Regions from separate parts of the Mus musculus genome. Here region 1 is linked to region 2. Evidence: chromatin loops called from intact Hi-C (ENCODE). Cell type or tissue: left cerebral cortex. All regions are shown on one strand. Each heading gives the region's core, and the rest is flanking DNA. Links, peaks and the distances in the headings are about the cores only. Region 1 has its middle 49 kb from the start of Olfr267. Region 2 has its middle 89 kb from the start of Lpar1.

Region 1 (2,921 bases), core at 118-2,617, 95 kb before region 2:
TGACTTGAAAGTACTTCAGGAGCAGGGAACAACTTGAACACTGCTTTTGAGCATGAAAATGTGATAGCAGAAGTGGGGCTCTGAGAATTATCTATCCTCATCCTTAACACCAGGGAGATTAAAACTGAGAAGGTTGCGTGGCTCAGACAAGGCTACTCAGGCTGGTAAAACCACAGTCAGAATAGTGTTGCTCTTCCCAGCATCATACAGTCTAGAGCTAGAATGAGTTTTCAGTCTCTACTGGCTGGTTTTGGGTGTCAACTTGACATAGGCTAGAGTTATCACAGAGAAAGGAGCTTCAGTTGGGGAGATGCCTCCATGAGGTCCAGCTGTAAGGCATTTTCTCAATTAGTGATCAAGGGGGAAAGGCCCCTTGTGGGTGGACCATCTCTGGGCTGGTAGTCTCTGGTTCTATATAAGAGTAGGCTGAGCAAGCCAGGGGAAGCAAGCCAGTAAGAAACATCCCTTCATGGCCTCTGCATCAGCTCCTGCTTCCTGACCTGCTTGAGTTCCAGTCCTGACTTCCTTGGTGATGAACAACAGTATGGAAGTGTAAGCTGAATAAACCCTTTCCTCCCCAATTTGCTTCTTGGTCATGATGTTTGTGCAGGAATAGAAACCCTGTCTAAGACACAGTCATTTGAGAATCAACTAAATATAAACCAATCGTGCAGCTTTCAGTGTTGGAAGTGATTCTAGCAGAGCAAATGTGCAATGGAAGGACAGAGGCTGACACACTGTGGGTGGGACACAGGGAAAGCCAGAGGCAGGGGTTGATGCTGAGAAGAGAGATCTGTAGTTAAGGACTGTGGAGTGTCTTTATTGTGTGGCACCCTACCCATCCTGCAACGTGGCACAGAGATGCGCTATGTTCTGAGCACTCGTTTGTTTGAATGATTAACGATGGGTTATCCCCTCCACTTCACTGCCCGCTTCCCAGTCTTCATTACAGCTCCACAGCAGCTGTGGATGTCTGTTAGGCACTCATTTACTGGAATGAGAAAATTCCCCCTGCCCACGAATCATGAGACGCTTCTTGTCACTGAAGTTTTATTTCCACGAAGCCAGTGATTATGCAACTGGCAAGTCGTTTATGTCACGATGCCCAGGGTCTCACAATCTGCCCATATCCACTGCCGTCCTCTTGGACTCTATATACTTGGGCGAATATACTTCAGATGAGGCAGAAGTCAAGGATTCTTTCCTGAAAATGGGTGATGTCCTGAGACTGACCACCAGATGGTGATTGGGTGAGGAGCAGGCGCTCTCCAGCTCACGGGCTGTGGCTGTGCATCGGGAATGACACTTGCTTTACTCGGATGGCTCTGCTCTTGTTTTGCCTGTTCAAATGTTGCACGATATATGTATGCTCTGTGGACTTTTTTCATTATCAAGTTTACTATTTTTCTTACACAATTCTCCCCCCTACCCCCGGGAAGTTTCATTACCTCTTTTTTTTTTTTTTATGAAATGACAGTCTCCATCTGTTCTTGTTGGCAAAACAAAGAACCAATTCCAGTATCCAGTTAAAAATTTGCAGGCTGATATTCAATAATATGTCATCAAGCATTTCTTATGAGTGTTCACTATTTATATAGGGAGTTAAAAAGCTCCAGGTCTTCTGACAGTCACTTTCTGTACTTTCTAGAGTACATTCCAAGCTTCCTTTAAACAACAGTTCTTATTGTGAGGGATGATTCATTAAAGAATAAACTCAGGTTCCTAACGTGCACAGTGGGTAACCGTATCTGCACACTGCTGCAGTTAAAGCACACAGTGCTAATTCACAGATTCGTGGGCTAGCTTATATCCTTATACAAGTTTGGCTTGCTATCTGTCTCTGCCTCTCTGTTTCTGTCTGTCTGAGACAGGATCTCATGTAGCCCAGGGTGGCTTTGAAATGCCGATTCTCTAACCTAGGGCTATTGGCACATACCACCATACCAAGCTTCCATAGTTCCTTCCCCTCACCTTTTCCTTTCTCCTCTTCCTCTTCTTTCTCCTCCTCTCTTTCTTTGGACAGAGTCTCACTATGTAGTTTAGGCTGGCCTCAGTTTTAGAATCCTTCTGCCTCTTCCTTCTAGGTGCTGGGGTTATGGGGTTGTGCCATCATACCTGGCTTGATTTTGAAATTCTCATGTCTTAAAGAAGATTTTGTCTCTTTATGTGCTGAGCTTTTGAACTTTAACACAGTCTGAATTCATCTGCTCGAGGCCAGAGGCACAGCTCACCACAATTAATTTCATTTGAAATGAAGCAGATCTGGAAGGGAGCTTCCCAATGGTCACATGATTGGATTTTCCCTGAAGTAAAATCACCACAGATACAAAATCCAGAAAGAGGAGGGGACAGATTGTTTGAATATTTGAGCATGAGAAGAAAATGCTGTGTTCTGCTCAGGCTGCAGGAGGTAGAGTTAAGAGAAGGTGGGAGCAGGGTGGAGAGATGGCTCAGCAGTTAAGAACACTGACTGCTTTTCCAGACGTCCTGAGTTCAATTCCCAGCGATCACATGGTGGCTCACAACCATCTGTAAAAGAATCTGATGCTCTCTTCTGTGTGTCGACAGAAAATGACTGCTTGTGACTATGTATAAAGCCAAGAGGCCTGGTCCTGTCTGGGCCATTGGTTGAGTGATCCAGAAATCTGGGAGCCCAAGTGACATGAATTGAGACAGTAGAGCATATGGCTGTATTTCTGTCATCCTTTGGTACTTGGAAAATTACTGATTGAATTAAACCAGCAATGGAGACAGTAGTGAATTAATAGGTTTATGACATGCAGATTTTCACAGGCTACTTACATTTGTTACTTCTCTTTTGGTCTTTAGTTCTTTACTGGTTTCACATGGCTGTGCTCCCCTTTGTAGGAAACCCTGAGCTGAGCTGTCTAGGCAGTATCTCAGTTACAGGACTGTTGGGT
Region 2 (2,921 bases), core at 163-2,662:
TCTCCTCACCACCGTCCACAGACAGCCTCGCCCTCTGCATTCCTTCCTTTCTCCAGCAGGAGCTAGACTGACACAGCTGGGTCCTACATTATGTGAGTGACAGACAGAGGTTTCTGGTTCAAGGCCAGCTGCAAGTGTCTGGTATCTGTTCATAGATGTGCCAATTAGGACATGAATAGCACATGACTAGTTTTTCATGGAAAACCCAGAGTAAATCCAGTTCTTACAGTTTCAGCAACCTTCATTGCTAGGCACTAAGGTCTCAGCCCCCAAGTCTCTGAAATGAGGGCATTTCCTATCTCTACCTAGAAATCTATACTTCCCCCAGCTATCTGCTTATTCAACTCATGGTTATGCTATTCACTAGATCAAAAGATTCACTAGGCCACTGACCATGTCTGCTTTTACTCACAAGGCACAGTTTTAGCTTTCTAAAATTTTTAATTAGTTAGTTAGTTAATTAATTAATTAACTAATTTTTGGTTTTTCGAGACAGGGTTTCTCTGTGTAGCTCTGGCTCTCTTGGAATTCACTCTGTAGATTAGTCTGGCCTCAGATTCACAGAGCTCCACCTGCCTCTGCCTTCTGAGCGCTGGGATTAAAGCTAGACATTTATCATTTGGTTAAAGGATTTCTTAAACCTTTTCCACTTAGGACACCTTTTTGTTAAAGAAGTTTTTGTGGGATCATGAGTTTAGGTATGCAAAATAGCTATACAAATCAAGCACATTTGCTAAAAATCCAAAAGAAATGCATTTGTAAACAATTCTTTGGAATACATATAATTCTTCCATTTATTAAAGATCAAAGCAAATTTGCATACTAACGACATGGGTGTTTTTGTTGGTGTAAGCACAGTCTAATCCAAAGATATATTAATTTGACATATTGTGTAGGGTGATGATTAGTAAAAGGGCTTGTTTTCTACACTTAACTAGCGTGTTTTTCGTAGAGCAGAACACTGAAGTTCCTAACGCACAGTCCTCTTGAATCTACGTCGATGTGTTTAAGGTGGTGTTTGCTGTTGCTAAGTGGTGTCCCTGTATGCTCAGTGTGGAGGCTTTGTGAGTTCTCATCCAAGGCTGCTGTGAAGTTGCACAATGCAAGTGCTGCCTGTACCTCAGATTCATGAGGCATTTGAGTTTGAATTAAAATCTGGTCGTCGTGCGCCCAGGAAGCTTTTACTCGCGCCCACATTTTGTAGATGTTCCACATTGGGTTGCTAGACTCGGCAGGGCTGTGACTCACAGTTTAAGCAGCTTAGAATTAAGTGAATACATTATTTTTATTATGACACGAGTCACAATGACATTTACCATCCTACTCCAGTGCTGCTCTTTGGCCATTTCTCTTCTCTTTGCTTTCTCTAAGATTCATGCTGTAAACACTGGCCCATTTCCACGTTGGTTTTCATATTCAATTTTTTTCTCCATGTTGGTTATGTACAACAGAGAGTACAGTACCTCTGAGCCATCTTGGAATCCTTTTTGGATGATTTTGATAGCAAGTAACAGAAAACTCTTTAATTTGTTGTTTTAAAAAATAAGGAAGCATGTAGCTGACAGAAGCAGCCTTAGGCACTCCATGTTGGCTCTGGCGATGCTCTCCTACAGCCCCTGTAGCTGGCTTCCCTTGTGGACTGGATTCATACAAACCCTAGGACACTACAACATCTGAAGGAAGATGAAGGGCTGTCTTTGCCTCCTTCTATAGTGGTAAATCTTTCCCAGCAGCCTCCCCACAGACCCAAGTGAAATATTTTTCTTGTGGTGGTTAACTCATGGGTCCAACCTTAACCAACCCTTCCTTGGTGAGATTGGGACTAACAGATCTTGGTCCATTTAATCATTTAGGATGCACTGTCTGTTGAGAGAGTCTGCCATCTTTGATGTCTATGACCACATTTAAAACATGATTTATATTTCCAATTCTGATTGTGCTGGGTTTTCTATAATCTCTTCTAAACTCCATCCTTTCTTCTGTCTTTATTTGCTCTTGCCTCTTAGTCTCAGTTAAATTTTATAATCAACCTGACCTCCACTGACTGTTCTCTCTCTCTCTCCTGCCCCTTTTCCTCCCTCCTTCCTTCCCTCCTTCCCTCCCTTCCTGCCTTCTTCCCCTCCCTCTCTCTTCCCCACTCTCTCTGCCTTATGAGTATGCATATAAGCTCTCATCTCCAGTCCAGGACCATGACTGTCTGCCAGCAGCCATGGATACATATAGCCTCTGTAACTGGGAGGCCTAAATTAAATGTTTTCTCTTATAAGTTGCTTTGGTCACTGGTCATAATGTTTTGTCATGGCAACAGGAAAGTAACCAAGACAATGCTCTTCTTTACTTCTTTCTAGTCAATTCTTTTAACAAGTTGTGAGGTGTATCCTGATTCTATAATTCATCAGAATGTATGACTCTAGGCAAGTAATTTAAACTTTTAGAAATTCAGTGATTTAATTTCTAAAATGAAAATCAAAGGGCTTACAATCAAAAGATTGTCCTGAAGATTATTAAGTCAATTTTTAGGAAGCAATTGGCTACTTTCTGTTACATAATCCTCAGTTAATGGATAGCCTTTATGTTGATGGCATGTCTGTCATTGCTCTTAGGAACCATCCTGACTTTCTGATCAATACAAGTAGTCAACTTTGGTAAATCCCTTAGCTTCCTTTTATCTCTGAATATAAGATAATTGGATTCATTACTATACCCCAGGTGGCTAATGCATGGCCACGCACAGGAAATAGTCAGCATTTGCTCCATTGCCTTCAGTGTGTCCATCTTTGTAATGTTGATTTTGTGAGATTACGGAAACATGGGAGGAAACATCACAATGTAACCATTTGGAAAGTAGGCTAAATATTTTCTTGTGATGGTTAGTAAAAAAATAAATCCCTTGATATTTAAAGTTTTCCTGGGAGAGACTT

What was found. A loop is a pair of places that touch in the nucleus more often than their neighbours do. Peaks named below come from ENCODE experiments on the same cell type or tissue, not always from the same donor. Only the 100,000 strongest peaks of a DNase experiment are listed, where the experiment ranks them.
Region 1: a loop joins it to region 2, with 2.7 times the contacts of the local background. A loop is called at or near these places in 3 of 42 quality-filtered maps.

What each region holds. Positions count from the first base shown.
Region 1 is chr4:58,735,486-58,738,406 of GRCm38, reverse strand. No RefSeq gene overlaps it. Among named protein-coding and RNA genes, the nearest start is that of Olfr267, 49 kb to the left of the region's middle. In left cerebral cortex, for the core only: a CTCF peak has its summit at 1,248 (motif pointing right); DNase peaks (open chromatin) are centred at 844 and 991; H3K4me3 peaks cover 461 bases.
Region 2 is chr4:58,640,682-58,643,602 of GRCm38, reverse strand. No RefSeq gene overlaps it. Among named protein-coding and RNA genes, the nearest start is that of Lpar1, 89 kb to the right of the region's middle. In left cerebral cortex, for the core only: no CTCF peak of the experiment used is centred there; a DNase peak (open chromatin) is centred at 1,164.